Regions from separate parts of the Homo sapiens genome. Here region 1 is linked to region 2. The links are chromatin loops, found by intact Hi-C in ENCODE. Cell type or tissue: IMR-90. All regions are shown on one strand.

Evidence for each region. Hi-C counts contacts between places; a loop is a spot of excess contacts. Peaks named below come from ENCODE experiments on the same cell type or tissue, not always from the same donor. Only the 100,000 strongest peaks of a DNase experiment are listed, where the experiment ranks them.
Region 1: a loop joins it to region 2, with 4 times the contacts of the local background. A loop is called at or near these places in 21 of 110 quality-filtered maps.

What each region holds. Positions count from the first base shown.
Region 1 is chr1:147,623,354-147,631,353 of GRCh38, reverse strand. It overlaps BCL9 (BCL9 transcription coactivator), which reads right to left. Exons shown (of 10, transcript NM_004326.4): 10 at 5,138-7,512. The coding sequence ends at 6,395. It also overlaps a transcript of ACP6 not described here. Among named protein-coding and RNA genes, the nearest start is that of ACP6, 43 kb to the left of the region's middle. In IMR-90, a CTCF peak has its summit at 3,665 (motif pointing right); no DNase peak of the experiment used is centred here.
Region 2 is chr1:147,270,215-147,278,214 of GRCh38, reverse strand. It overlaps CHD1L (chromodomain helicase DNA binding protein 1 like), which reads right to left. Exons shown (of 23, transcript NM_004284.6): 11 at 7,210-7,283; 12 at 5,934-6,044; 13 at 2,747-2,861; 14 at 1,958-2,111. Among named protein-coding and RNA genes, the nearest start is that of CHD1L, 32 kb to the right of the region's middle. In IMR-90, a CTCF peak has its summit at 4,314 (motif pointing left); DNase peaks (open chromatin) are centred at 4,304 and 4,624; H3K27ac peaks cover 613 bases.

The sequences.
Region 1 (8,000 bases), 350 kb before region 2:
AGGATTTGCTGATGGTTTTACATGAGGAGTAAAGAATTAGGAATGAGTCCCAGGTGTCTGATATGAAAACTAGGGGATGGATATAATGTCATTTACTGTGATGGGGAAGTGGGGTGTGGAGATAAGATGTGAGAGAAATTCAGAGGTTAAGTTTAAGACATGTTAAGTTTGAGGTGCCTGTCAGATAATTTCTCTCCTGGGCCTGGTTCTTCCTTTGTATGGAAGTGATCCTTGTATTTCCTCATTGGTATTATCACACTTTTAAATAATGATGATTTTATTTTAAAGGACTTGCAGGTAGCAAGCATAACAGGAATGAAGAAAATTCTAGGGCTTTTCCAGCCTCATTGACAAGGAAAAAGCAAACTACTCTTCATTGCAGTGTTGACATTTCAAAACTGGCATTTAATTATTTACATACTTTCATATATTAAGGTACATATACATGTGTATAAGTAAATCTGTATGTGTATATGTGTGTATAAAAGTTTTCAATAGCTCGACTACTCACAGCTATCCTAGAGAATTTTACCAAAGCCCAGGAGATCTTCTGCAGTTTGGAGAACAAAATAAATCACAGTAATCCACCATCCCCTGTAATCAAATACATTTTGACTGAACCCAATAACAATGACTCAGTTTCTAGCAAGGTGCCAGACGCAGCCCTTGTCTTCATTTGACGCTGAGAACCGAGCAGCCAGAAGCCAGTACTCCAGAGCCCGTAAAGCACCGCCAAAAGCGTGGCCTTAGATCACAGATTGATTCATGGGGATGGGCAGGAGTCTCCAGGGAAAACAGCTCATGGGGTAGCTGTTGAGCTTCTATGTGGGAAGTGAGGAAAATGAAAGCTCCTGGAAGCTTGGTAAAGATGAGAAACAAACATGAGCTCCTGGGGTCTTTAATAAAGAGAACTTCGGCTGTAGAAAACAAAAAGATTATTGAAAACTAAATTCACCCTCAACACTAATTAATTGGACACTGGATATAACTGAGATTTGTAAGCTGTTTCTGCCCTTGACCCTGGCTCCAGCCTCTGGAGAATGGAAGAGTGTGGCTAGCACAGAGCTGCGGGTCAGCCCCTCATGAGAGGGAGTTGCTGGTCTAGGTGCAGGTGCTGAGGTATGAGAAACCCAGCCGCCCAGAGCCACACAGCAACACGCCCAGCTGGCCCCGGTGAAGACATGCAGTTTCCTAGGGCTGGGTCTCTTTAACCTGTTCTTTGGAACCCCAGGGTACCCACATAATTGTTCGTGGACACTAAGCAGGTATTTTGCAAGAGAAATCTGGTTTCTTTCGTGTTTGGTGAAATAACTGAATTTTCCCATGCTTTAACTATGTGTGAGGAAATAATTTCTGGTTCTTCTGTTTATTTTCTCTTTCTATGGTCATACATACACTCACCGTCTTCCTCTGACAGTATTGATTACCAAGCACAATTAAGCACTGAGACAGAAAGTTAACAGCTGAAGTGGGGTCACCTATAGGCAGAAAATAGATTCGTGTCTGTTTAACAGTAACCCAAATAAGAAGCCATGTTAAATAGAGACAACTTTTATTACAATCCTTATAGCATACCTTCCTTTTAACATTATTTTTATGATTTAGCTCCCTCCAATAGGAAATGTTTGGCCACCCACTGGTTTTGTGCTTTATATACTTATTGCTTTAAATGTGTTATTAAAATCTTACCACCAAATTAGGATTCCATGACTTTTCTTAAATGTAAGGGTTTGTGACTTTGAAAAAAATTACAGGTCTGAGTTAGAGAAAAGAAAGTGGCAGTGAGGCTCAAGTTGCCTAAACAGCATGGGAAATATGATACAATTTAATGTTATTTCAAGCAAAAGAGATGAGTCTGAGGATTTTGTAGAATAAGCAAATTTTTGCAAGTGATCTTCCTGTGGTTCTCTCACCCCGCCCCCAGGCTATCTTCCACAATCTGATCACCTGATCCTTTGCTTAAAACTTTGAAGTTCAAACTCTTTAGTGGGCCACACTGGGCTCTCTGTGATCCACTCTCTCTCTAGGCTTATTTCTTTTCTTTTTTTTTGAGACGGAGTCTCGCTCTGTCGCCCAGGCTGGAGTGCAGTGGCGCGATCTCGGCTCACTGCAAGCTCCGCCTCCCAGGTTCACGCCATTCTCCTGCCTCAGCCTCCCGAGTAGCTGGGACTACAGGCGCCCGCCACTACGCCTGGCTAATTTTTTGTATTTTTAGTAGAGATGGGGTTTCACTATGTTAGCCAGGATGGTCTCGATCTCCTGACCTCATGATCCGCCCACCTCGGCCTCCCAAAGTGCTGGGATTACAGGCGTGAGCCACCGCGCCCGGCCTAGGCTTATTTCTTACTTCTTTACTTCTTCCTCCCTTAAAGAGGCCATCCCATCAGCAAGCCCTTGCTGTTCCCATTTCCTCTGCTTCAGTGCTCACCACCATCCTCCAGGAATGCTCTCTCCTTTAAGAGTCAGTTCAAAAAATCACCTTTCCTTTGAGGATTCATTGAATTTTCCTTTCTGGCCCATTGCGCCCTGTCCACACCTTCACTGTAGCAATCATCATATTACATCGCAATAACTGGTTTACACACCTGTTTCCACATCCCAGCCTTTGCACAGTTCTTGATACACAGTAGGTGCTCTATAAATATTTGCTAAATAATGAGTCCTCGGGTTAAAATGCAACTTCCCTCTCCTTTCAGCACCCTGAAATTACTCAGAAAAGGAAAAGGAAATGACTGAAGTGTAGACAGTTTAAGCGGAACACAGCAAGTACCCTGCCTGAGGTGCTCCTGGCCACTAGTTAAGGAGAAAGAATAAATATGGAGACTGAGGTCCCAGCACCTCTGTGGAGCTGTTGTGATTTCTGTTTACAACAGCCTGGCTAAGCAATCTGTGGGACCCAGGGCGAAATGGAAATGTGGAGCCCCTATTCAATAATTAAGAACTCCAAACAGTGACAGCGGAGCATTAAACCAAGCCGGAGTCCTGTCCAACTGCACAGGTGGCACAGATGACCACAGTTGCGTTGTGATGATAATATCAAGAAGTATAGAGCGCAGGGAGGCTGGGAGAAATGTTGGATCCATTTTTTAAGGAGTAGCTTTAAATATGTAAAATTGTTTTCAATTTATTTTCTCATGCCGCCTCCTTCATAAGACCCCTATAATTATGTCTGTTTTCATGTATAAGTGCAGAATCGTTTCTAAAGTAAATTATTTTATTTTACATTGTTTCAGGGAAAATGCTACATACTTCTAGTTAGTCCTTAACAAATGCTATGAGCCACACACACTCCACCACTTTCCCCTGAAGTGAACAAGTCACTACTGCATTTTCTCCATTCAGTCCCAAACTTCAGGAGAGGAAAGAGAGAAGATTGGCTGGGCTTTCACAGGAATATGTTAATATGAAACATCTTTCATCACTCTTCCACTGATTTTTAAAAAATCTTGCATCAGTTCTCCATGCACTAGCATCCAGTCTCTCTAAAGGTAATTTTATTTTATAACAATCTTAGTAAATGATAAATTGTTGTATTTAGACCCTAAATTTGGCTTGTCAGACATTATCGTGATGAAATGGCATGTGCTGATAAAGTGAATGAAGTTGTATGATGGGGTATTTTAAAAACTCAGGTGGGGAAGTTGATCTGCACTGCCCCAAGTTCTCCAGCAGGGGGCTGCGAGAGGAGTGCCACACATCCAGCTGCCCACAGCAGCCAGACCCACCGGTCTCTTGCTAGCCCTCTAAGTGAGTACCTGCTCTCCTATGTGGGTACCTTTTATGCCTTGACTCCCTGCCTGTGAGAGTAACAACAGGACCACACACCATTAGTGACTGCAACACTGTTGGGTACAGCAAGGAGGGGAGCAACCCAAGAAGCCAGACCAGTAGACAAATGCCAGGTGGGACCCTTCCTTCAGGTTCTCATCTTGTGCTGCCCATGCTTGGCTGTTAGTCTGTTCTCATCTATATACTTTAAAGCCAGAGAACCCAGAAACATGGCTAAGTTCGTGAAACAAAATCTTCATTTTACTATCCTAATTTCTCTACAACATGAAAGTTTCACTACCCAGCACCAACAGAATACATCAGATTGAATCAGAATTCTTAAACTTGTGAGCTCAAGTTTTCTCATCTGCAAATGAGATCATTACCACTCACTTCACAGGGCCCCTTAAAAATCAGCAAGATAAAGTGCAGGGAGGCGACTGGTAGAGTAGGTACTCAAATGTTCATCTCCACATTTTTTGTTGTCTGGGGCACTTGTGTTACTGAGAAGACAGGGCTGCTGAAAAGGAAGAGAAAATGGCTCTCCAAAACAATTGTCGGAGAGAAAAGCTCAGACTGTGAAACACCAGCAGAGCCCAATTTGTACAAGTTTGTTTGCAGATGACTCTGCACCTGCCGCTCCTCGCTTAGATTCTCTCACCTAAGAACAAACACGCACACAGACGCCCACTCACTGAGCTAAAAACACCTACAACTCAAAGAAATACACACACCAGAACAGAATTAACTGCACAGAAGCACAACAGCAAGTCCATTAGCACATACCTTGCAGGATACACACTGATCTGCTGAAGATGTGTGTGGTGAGAAGTGAACTGTGCACAAAGACTGAGCAGCGTTAGCAGAGGTGATGGGGTAAGGGGGAGGTGGGGAGCCAGAAAGGACCACAGAAACCCACGGACTGTGGAAACCCATAATTTGCAGGTATAGTAATAATATTCTACCTTAACAAGACCAAGGGACATCTCATAGCTTATTCAAATAACTAAACATACAACCTTTGGCCTTCTTAATTACTTCATACCACTAAACTGGCTCTCACAAACATTCCTAATAAAGACCATTAATTGCCCTAAAGGTAAAGTTCAGCAATGGGACCAGGGTTGCTCTTCTGCTTATAACTAGGATTTCATGACTGAGATAGGAACAGTACAGAATAAACCTACATGAGTAGTTATTCCTTAACAGCATGGAATATGCTTTGAGAAGGTACTTTTATGTGGTTTCCCTAACCATCACCTTACTGATCAACTCCAATACAAAGAGTCTACGCTTCTGGGTCACATGGCAACCGGTATGCCCAATACTAAACAATCAGGAATCCAAATGAACAAAAAAGGCAGTTCAATTTTGTAAGAAACAATATATTTTATTTTTCTGACACCACAGCTCTGGCGAGTGGTTTTGTACCAAATTTAATGGAGGTTACACAGAACGTCTTACGCATGGGAGGGGGAGGAAAGGGAAGGAACCACAAAATTTAAAACAAACAGAAACAAAATCCTGGATAGCTTTTAGCATCTGTTCCACTCCCACATTAATAAAATTCACTTGGGAATTCCTAATAAAAGGAGAACAGAAAACAAGGTGGGCAGGGAAGGGTATGATGGGAAAGAGAAAGACTTAGGGGGAAAAAAGACCAGAGAGCATCCCAAGGACAGACCTTTCCCTCTCAGAGCCAAGAGGACGCTCGGCATGGAAGGCGAGGCTTTGCTAGATTTATTTCCCCAAAATAACACTGTGTATTGCAGCTGCCAAAGGGAAAGAGAGAGGGAAGCAGAGGGTCACCAGCGGGGGGCACAAAGGAAGGAAACACTTAACTGAGGAGACAGAGCAAAATCGGAGAGAGAAAACAAGAGAAAAATGTGCCAGTGGGTTGGTATATTGGGAGACAAGACAGTGCTGAAGAGCACTTGAACTGAAAAACAAATGTCCTAAGAGTCATTATTTTTCAAAAGAAAAATCTCCCCCCTCCCCCCACCCCTCGCTGAACTTAGTTCCTTTTTTTGTGCTTTTCATTAATACTCTGCTCTGAGGTCGTAGTTTGGTTTTTCTATACACTGCAGTTGAAAGAAAATAGTCCAAAGGTCTGAAGATGGATTCTCCACCTAAAGTAAACAGCCCAGCATTCCTGTTCTCCTCTTGCCCCAAAGACTAAAGTCTCTGCTAAAATCCCTTTTACAATATAGTACAGTACACAGAAAAAAATAAAGCCCAAATCAAAAAAACAAAAACAGAAAAGAATCCTGGGAGAAGCCAGTCCAAAGGACGTAAACATACAGAGAACGGTGCAACACATGACCGATGGCAATTCTCAAAGCACAGCTACAGATTCCCAAAAGTAGGTGCCATCATTGATACCCAAGTCCACAAAAATAATTTTTAAAAAATAAATCTTAAAAAAAACACACCTGTTGATTAAATGAATAATTTGTTTTCAGGTAAATCCATACATTCTCGAGTTCCCCCCTCCCCCAAAGCAGCCCTCGGGTCTCTGTTCTCCTATTGCATGACCAATAGTAAGTACTCCTGGAACTCCCTCAAAGCAGCTCTCAGGACCTGGAATCTCATCTTGACAAGGATCGGCACATCCCATCTTAGCAGCTTAAAACATCATGTTTCCTGGGTTGCCAGGTCCTTGGCTAAATCCACCCATGCCCACGTCAGCAGCCATGCCCCGGGGCCTCATCTGTGGGGGGATCATGATGTTCTGTTGGGGTCCCATCATGCCCTGCATGGACATCATCATGCCTGGAGAGCCCACAGGCCCAGGGTGGGTGTAGAGCCCGGCAGGCCCCCGATCCTTGCCAGGAATCATGCCCACGGCAGCAGCTGGATTGCTCATCAGGGTGGGCTGGCCGGGCATTGTAGATTGTGCTGGTGACATCATCCGATGGTGAGGTCCCATCATGCCTTGTTGGAGAAAGGCTGGTGGTCTCATGGGGTTGTGGCCTGGCATGGATGGAGCTGTACCAAGAGGGATGTCCGGAGTTCCCACTGGCCCTGGACCTCCCATGCCAGGTAATGCTAGTCCCATTCTGGGGGCTTGTTCGCCCATCATCCCCTGCATGTGTGAAAACCCAGGTCCAGGACCCTGGGGCTGTTTACGGCCTGGAACTTCCCCTCGAGGGAAATATTGCAGCGTCTGGCTGGGCTTCTCAGATGGAATAATGCGGGATAGATCAAACTCAGGTATTCCGGTGGCTCCAGGTCGGATGACCTCCTGCAGATCTGGGTCTGTAAACACCGAAGGCATGCTGTTCCCCAGGACAGTGAAGGAGTCAGGACCCCCGGGGCCTCCAGGCTTGCAAAGTGCTGCATCTGCTGAACTTTGGGGCAGGTTGCTGGGGCGGCCAAGGGGGCCTTCTCCTGGGAAACCCATCCCTCCTGGGAAGCTGCCCTGCCCCCCACTGGGGCCATTGTGAGGGAATGGAACCTGCTGTGGGGGAGACTGTACTGGAGGGAAGCCCTGGGGGAAGCCCATCCGTCCTTGAGGTACCATCGGTGGCTCCTGGGACCCATGCCCCATGATAGGATTGTGTGACATCAAGCCAGGCCCCATTGGGACCCCATGAGGAGGTATGTTGGGTCCCACGGCATTTGGAGAGGGCATCTGATTGGAGTGAGAAAGTGGCTGGGTCATTCCCATTGGGCTGAGGGTTGGCATCGGAACCACGGGGTTTGGACCTGAAATTCGAGGATTCTGTGTATTAATGCCCATTCCTAGAAAAATAAAGATATCAAAGGAATCAACTTAACCAAAAATCAACTCAGAAAAACTATAATAAATTAACAAAAAAACTATTGTGCATCCAATGTGCATAGTATAATGCTGGGAAAACATACAACACACAATCCCTGCCATCAATAAGATCATAATACATCTGGGGACATACAAACCAAGAGCTCTACAGGACAATATATTATTGAGTCTTAAACTGTGTGTAGAAGATAGCAAGGGAGAAATTGTCATGTGTGAAAAGTTATAAATTAGCACACAAATGAGTTTCGCCTTCCTCATTGGAGATATTTAATACAGAAGAAAACAATTTGCCTGAATGACTCAAGTACGGTCCTTTTGGAGAAATCAGTACTACAATCCCAATGATCAGGAATCATAACAAAGAAACTAAACAGGTAATTTTTCAATTGGCATTTGGCATTATTTTATAAGTGCCTTATAGAGAAAGCATTTAAAACTCGAGATTCCA
Region 2 (8,000 bases):
ACAAAAACAAACAAAAATCCCCTGCTTTCTTTTTAGACAAGGGCTCTGGGTTATCACCTTTGCTTTTGGTAACCACAAATAACTCATAGCATCTGCATGGGGAAGAGATAAATCAGACATTAGAGTCAGAAAGTAACTTTCCGATAACCATGAGCTGGGCAAGAAGTCCAACAGAGTCGCTCTCAGCCAGCAGTCCATGTTCCCACTCGTTTGTGGCCCCATGGGGTGGAGGTATGTCTACATCTTTCACAGTGATGTGTCCAGCAGCCCACATCACAAGATACCCCTCATTGGACCCCTGGCGCTCCCTCCACTGGGAGAGTGCAAACAACCTATGACATCCTTCCTCCTCTAACAAGAGAATGCGGGCCTTGTGAGGCTCTGTCATTTACCCCTTCACTATGCCCAGCAGTGACCTTCTCTCTCTTAAGGTTCTATGGATAATTTTTCTGTGGAAAACTGCATTTAAGGGTATCTACAGCGTACCTCTACCTCTCTCTCAAGCTTTCATCTCACATTTATAATTGTCTCTTAGTGTGAAAACAAAATGTACAGCCTGCCCTAGCACCATTATGGTTAATTAAGCATGCATGTGACACAGTCAGCAACACAAGGAAAGTCAGAAAAAGAAAAAAGCCACACCTACCCCCTAAGATAAACAAAGAACAAACCCAGTGTTACTCTTTCTAGTTCTAGTCCCAAAATTAATAAAACCTTGAGCCTTTCCTGTAATTACTAACTCCCTAACAAAAACAACAGGATCCCTGTCTTTTGCAACACTGATATGTAAAGATATGCACTGGCCTTTGCAGATACGGTAACCATGTAAGAAAACTGCTGTTTTTTCAGACTAATTACAAACTTAGTAACTCTGCTTCTAATATTGTGTCACTTTTTCTCTCTTAAACACTTATGTTTTTTGATGGACTAGTCCTTTCCAATCCTAGTCCATCTTGCAAACTTTTACAAATAAAATTCTTTCCTTTTGTCTGAGTCTGCCTCTAACAATAGTTTGTTTATATTGTATTTTTACTGCACACTCTGACTAAAGCCTAAATTCTCTTTATCTTCCTAAAACTCTGCCCTACTTCTTATTTTCCTTTCTTCTCTCCTCATCATAGGGGCCTAAAACCTCACAGCCATCTTTGAATTTTCTATCTCCCTACTGTTGAGACCCAACTCTAAACAGTAGCCAACTCCTGTCCTTCCTTCTTTTGCAATGTTTCTCACACCAGACTCTCCCACTGATGCTGCCCTTGACAGACATTTATTACTCCCTTCATACCTGCATCTTTCTAGTATCCTAGGAGTTGGTCTCTTTGCATCCAGCCCCTCATCCTTAGGGCAAAAACAAAGCATCCAGGAAATATTATGAGTTTTAATTTTAACCCAAGGGCTGCTACAGAGTAACTCTAAGTCCTCTTCCAAAAGAGAGCTCTAAAATCTTCCAATCCAGTGTCTGTCTCCCATCCAGTACTCCCTTCTTTAAATAAATTACCTCTAGTTCTTTCACCCATTTTTTCTAAGGCACAATTATGAATTCCTGATCTCATTCGCCCTCTTCTGAGTATGAAGTAATGTAAGTCACTGATCAAAGGCTCTGGGACTAAGGTGGAAGTACAGAATTAATTGTTATTGAGTTCTTTATTTTAACTAATTCTCTTAACAGCCCTCTGAGCTAACCTGTGGTGTCTTTATTTTTAGAAATGCAAAAAGAGTAGATCTAAGAAGTTAAGAAAGCCGCTCAAACCCAAACAGCCAAGAAGTGATGAGGCTTGGAACTAATCCTTACTTCCTACAGACCCTGCACACAGCCAGCACTGTGGCAGGTGTGAGGGAGGCCAAGGAACAAATGTGTAGCTGGGGAGAGGGTGAGTGCTGGTTCTTTTCATTTACATTCTCCTCCACAAAGGGTATTGGTATATTCCAAAGTGAAGAACAGTATATCATATCATACCTGGAGGTCAGCATCGGCAGCGGGTTTCTGGGCTCCCAGAGTAAAATGGCCTCCTTCTATGATCATGTTGGTGAGCTGCAGTTTGGAGGCTGCTTTCCTATAGACTATTTCTTCCACAGTGTCTCGACCAATCAGCCGAATAACTTTAACAGACCTGGACATAAGTCAAACAAGGGTAGTGTGCTATAAGGGTGTGCAAAGCTGGGCAAAAGTATGCAAGGTAAATACATCTAAAAGCAAACAAAACCAAATACCATATTCAGGGTACAATGAAAGGGAGATTGGTTCATTTGGTCCTGAGCACTTGTTAGAGAGAACTCGCCTGAAATTCTCTCTGAACCATTCCAGACAGTCAAAGAAAGAATGATGGGGTAACCATGACTGGGATTCCTTATCTGTAGCCAAGGAAAATATCTGGAAGATCAAATTATCCTCAGATCAAAGGGCAACATCTATCTTTCTTTTTTTTTTTTTTAGCTTAGCTCCATAGCCCCATAACCCCATTTTTTAACTGAGTCAGACCCTAACTCAAGAAGGATGAGTTAAATGACTTCTAAAGTTTCCTTCTAATCCTTTCACAGTTTGATTTGACTCCTTCTAATAAAGTCAGTCTGGACTGATAATGTGACCCACCCAATACTACCCTAGGAGTCAATAGCACAGATGAGCTAAAACCTGGTGGTCTCTCAGCTCCCAGTGTGGGACTGTCACCAGGACTATATTCTTCACCTTTTTCACAACCCAGAACTGCTGCTGGGCAAGCCAAGGAAGCAGAAAAAAATCACTTACTTGTTTTGGCCAATGCGATGAGCCCTGGCAGCTGCTTGCAAGTCATTCTGAGGATTAAAGTCACTGTCAACAAAAATCACAGTATCTGCTGCTGTTAAGTTCATGCCAACTCCACCTGAAAACAATGCAAAAAGGAATGTAATCAGCAGCACAAAGACGAGGAGCTAGAAAATAAGCACAAGGCTAGAGTGGGTCAGACTGATAAACTGAAATCAGTCAAAACAATTGGCTTCATCCTTCAAATGGACCCACACCCCTAACTCCAAAGCCTTGTTCCAGCGGTGAGAAGTGCTACCTGACCTCTTATTGCCTGATGGGAAAATTTTTATTACTGAATGGAACAGAATGAGCGGAGCAGGGGCAAGTGGCCAAGGTGGATACTTAAGTCAGTGCCATGGAGCCACTTTATCTCTTCTGCTTAAAAACCTTGATTAGATTTTGATTAGAGTAGTCTGAGGAAAAGGACACATGCTCTTTCAGAAAACAGATCTAAATATGAGAGGTCTGCAGTGCGCACTGTCAAGAGAAGAGTGCCGAATGTCGCTTGCAAGTTACAACTAGGTAGCAAGATCTCTGATAAAAAGTTAATGAGAAGAGTGGATGATATTATACTCCTGAGCAGAGTGGGAAACCTCCTCCCTCTGATTAGAGAAAACTCCAGTGAGTCTTTTTTGTACTGGTTTCCACATTAATCAAAAAGAAAGTAACAAAACCAACGGCAAGACAAGAACACTCTTGTCATTTACTCTGAGTGTTCTGAGGCTTGCTCAGAACACTCTTGCTGGTCTTTCTTCAGTGCTGCAGGAAGAGAGCTGAGGAGGTACCTTGAGTTACAGGAATTAATTAAGAGAACCGTGAAGGTACATTGCAGCCTTCTCTTTGATTAATGTGAAAACAAGTACAAAACAGACTCCCTCTTGCCAGGGTCGTTAGAGCTGGTTGCTGAAACAAGCAAGCCTGAAAGGGCTTGTTCCATAAACCTGAATTAAGGACTAACTTTTAAGAAGGACTACTGACCATAAGCTGGATCTCCAGACAAATCAGGCAGGAATATTCTAATTAAAGTCTTCGTATCAAGTTGAAGTTGGAACAAGGAGGTAATCATGACCGATTACTGAGAGATGCTAAATTATACCTAATAATAATGATAATGACACTTACGCTGTGCTTACTACTTGCCAGGCATTATTCTAAGCACTCTCTCTATATTAACTCCTTTAACCCTCACAACAACCCTGTCGGGAAGTTGAGTAGTTGCTACGATTTTCCCCACTTTATAGATGTTGAAAGGGAGGGTAAGGGACTTCTCTGAAGTTGCAAGCCTAGAAGGTGAAAGAGCCAGGATTCATTCCCTTGCAGTCTTGGTCCAGAGCCCGTGCTTTTATCCACTATACTATAATACTTTTCAGGTGCTTATTTCATTTTAAAATGTGTTCCATAAAATTATCTTCTTGAATTCATGTTGTCTAAGTGCAGCTCTTCACCGAGGGGTGAGATTTTTATAAATAAGCCACACCCACATCCATGAATAGGAACATATTCATGAGCTATCACTGCCATCTGGTGGCAACATGACTCATCACAGAAATATTTGAAATTTGGAAGGAAACCTGTTAAATAAATGAAAATACTGCAAAACTACAACAAAACTGTGACAGCAAACACAACAGTGTTTGGAGAAGACTAATGTCCAGGACTGCTTCAGCTCCCAGATCTACTCTGAGTCCTCCAAGGAGATTAACTGAAAAGCAGAGATCTCTTTTTTCCTAATTTTAGACATTTCAAACATAATGCTGCTCTCTGAATATGAGGATGATGAAATCATTAAAGCATAAATAAAACTGTTTTCCCGGCAGTGATGATGCACTGCCTGATTCTTTCAGTTTCTCCTGAGACTAACCCTGAGGCAACTGATCACATGAGAAAATGGCTGAGACTCCATGTGCAGTCTATGATCTTGGAAGAGTGAGGCCAAATGAATCTTATGTTATTAATTTTATTAGGGAGATAAAACAAACACAGGTGAAATAATCTCCTTATAATCAAAAATTATATCTAACACTTCTTTCATATACCCTTATAGCAGCAGGCATTTAGAAAGCTTTCTAAATAAGACTGAACTCTCTTTTTAGAAAAATGTCAATCTGTCTTTAATAGAGGACACACATCTCTTTCATGTTCCTGCATGTACTCCATCAAGATTTATGTCTACAAAAATAAGATAATGAAACTAGGATCCTATGAGTTGAAAACTAAGGTCAGCTTGCTCCAGGACCTGAGAAAAATTTCTTAGGCTGGAATGTAGTGGTGCAATCTTGGCTCACTGCAACCTCCGCCTCCTGGATTCCAGCGGTTCTCCTGCCTCAGCCTCCGTAGTAGTTGGGATTACAGGCACGCACCACTACATCCAGCTAAGTTTTGTATTTTTTTAAGTAGAGACGGGGTTTCACCATGTTGGCCAGGCTGGTCTCAAACTCCTCACCTCCAGTGATCCACCCACCTCAGCCTCCCAAAGTGCTGGGATTACAGGCATGGGCCACCGTGCCGGCCTTTTTTTTTTTTTTTCCAGACACCACAATGACTTAGAGAATCATTTCATCTCCAAGAGCTGATTTCAAATTATGTAACAGTAAATGAAAGCACTCTGTAACTGGTAAAGCATTACAAATGTCGTAATATTCACGATTTAAATCATATATGGATGATGTCATAAATAATTCTAAAAAGTTGGTATTTTCAACATAATCACATTTTTTAACAACTAGATTTTTGTTAAGCTTTTCAGCACTATTCCAGAAATACTTATAGAGGAAGGACAACTAGTAGACAAACTGTTACCTTATTTCCCAAATTCACGGTTGGGAAGAAGAGCTACTTCCACTGAATGTAAATGAAACATTCCACAAAATCACATAAATCTTTCAGGACATTCCCAGGTCAATGGTCAAAGCAGATTAGAATTACTTTCCAATAACCCCAGGTTTCAGCCTTACTTCTTTGCTGAGATGACAGTTTGGACAGGCTGGATAGAAAACAGCACCATGCTTGATGTCCAGTACCTTGTTTTACATTCAATAGTAACCTCACCTTTCAGAGAATTAAGGAAAAAAGTGTACTAACCGTTGGGATGTAATAGTACTCTATTATCCCTCATTTGTCTGTTTCCATCAATGCCTTTGCAGCCTACCTGCCCTAGTACTCAGGAGAAAAACGAAAATGGGCTGCTGTCCAAAGTTCTTAATGGCCAAGTGTCTCTCTTCTCCTCTCACAGAACCATCCACACGCTCATAGCTGTAGCCTTTACAGAGAGGAAGAAAAACAGAAATCTTAACCCTTTTCAAGTAGTCTTTGGGGAATAAAAAATTAAGCCCAAAACCAAAGGCCAATTTTGTCCCTTTCCATATACAGGCACAGCCCTACTTTAAGCAAATCCCAAAGGGAAAAATTTAAATTAACAGGGACAATTATCATTTTACAAAATAACTCACCATAACATACTCCTCTGGATTTTTTAAATACATGCAGTTGAAGTCTTTGGCACTTATGAAGTTAATACTCAGTTTTGACTATTCTCAAGCAACCCTGAGCATCTATCCTGTGTGATAGTTTCAACTTTGCTGAGATGTAATTCTTATGTAAACAGAAGACAAGCGCTTGGAGGCAGGTGAGTGAGCCCCTTCTAACAGTCCAGCAATCTGCCTTTCAGTGAGGCTTTAGAGTTCGCCACCTGCCTCCATGCATCCGTGTGGGGAAGGGGAGCTACAGGATCAGGCTGTTTATGCATCTGGGGACCCCTCAATGGCCAGTGGCATGTGCCAACGGCATTCTGCAAGTGTCCACTGGACCAGGTATACTGCGGAACTCAGACACCCGGTCTGAACTACTTTTTTAAATTGTAAGGTCTGGAGCTGTTCAACATTGGGCTCAAGATCAACTCATGTTAGAGCCTTTTCTCATCATCTCACACAAATCTTATTACATATTAAACAGACTTCCCAGGTAATAACCTACATTCTTTATTGTCTATGCAGAAAAAGTTGCTCTTACTTTTCCCCTGGCTTATTTGTTATCTCTATAATTTCAATATTCACCTTTTCACTGATCATGAGTAAGTGCTCAACTGTTGAGGTGAATGTTACAAGACGCTAAAAGCTCTAGTCACTGAAACTTTATCACACATTTTCAAAAACATTTCCACAACATTTGCTCCACGGCCCATAATTTTAAATCATGTAACTGATGGGAACGTGGGTGTTTATTTCTGCCCACGTGCCTGTTCTCTGCTGTCCATCCTTGCCTTCACACATCACTCTCCTCTCGCCTTTTGATTTTTTGGTTCTGAATAATGTTCTCACCCTGCTTTCCTTTGTAATATTCTCATATCCCATATTATTCTTCATGGACCTATCTGGACTGTTAAGTCTAACAGAGCCTTAGGTAATGTAGTGGCCAAAAGGTGTCACCTCTGTAATCCATATAGTCTTGGAGAATATCCAACATCTGGGTCATTTGGGAGAAAAGTAAAACCCGATGGCCCCTGGCAAGAAAAAGAAAAGGAAACACTGCCAAGTCTAGTGGTATTTAAGGTCAATTTCCCTCAGGCAAAATTTACCAAACAATAAAAGTTTATAAATAAATACCAAAGTAGAAATATAAGTGTCGTATGATTTATAGACTGCCTCAGAACCTCCAAATGCTTTCTATGAGAATACACCTCCACAGGTAGCTGTATCCCTCAGAGCAGTCATCCTCAAACTAGAGTGGAGATTATTCCCAGGAGACGTGTCAATGCAACAGGGGATATAAGCCCTAGAATAAACAAGGTGCCTCTTTCTGGAATGTCAATTTGCTCAATGGAAAGAAATATAAGCTTTCATTTTAGTAGCAAAATAAATACAGATATGTGAAGAGTAAAATGCAAAATTCAAATACACACACAAAAAAAAAGAAAAGAAAAACTGGAGACTCTGAAGAAAGCCTGTGGTCAGTCATCTACAACTATGCCCTGTTTGGGGGTGTAAAGTCACTATCCTCTCATCTACAGCTATATGGGTTGAAAAGTCTGAGAAGCATTACTTTAGAGAAGCAAGGGGTAAGTGATGTCTCATTTTCCATAACACGAGAAAATTTTTGTATAGCGAGAGGAGGGAAGAAAGGCGGCAAAATGATGGAGTAAGTCAAGAACAAAGTCAAGCCTAGAGTCCCTTGTTACTGGCTGTTATTTTAAATTTGCATAAACAAAGAAGCACAGCAC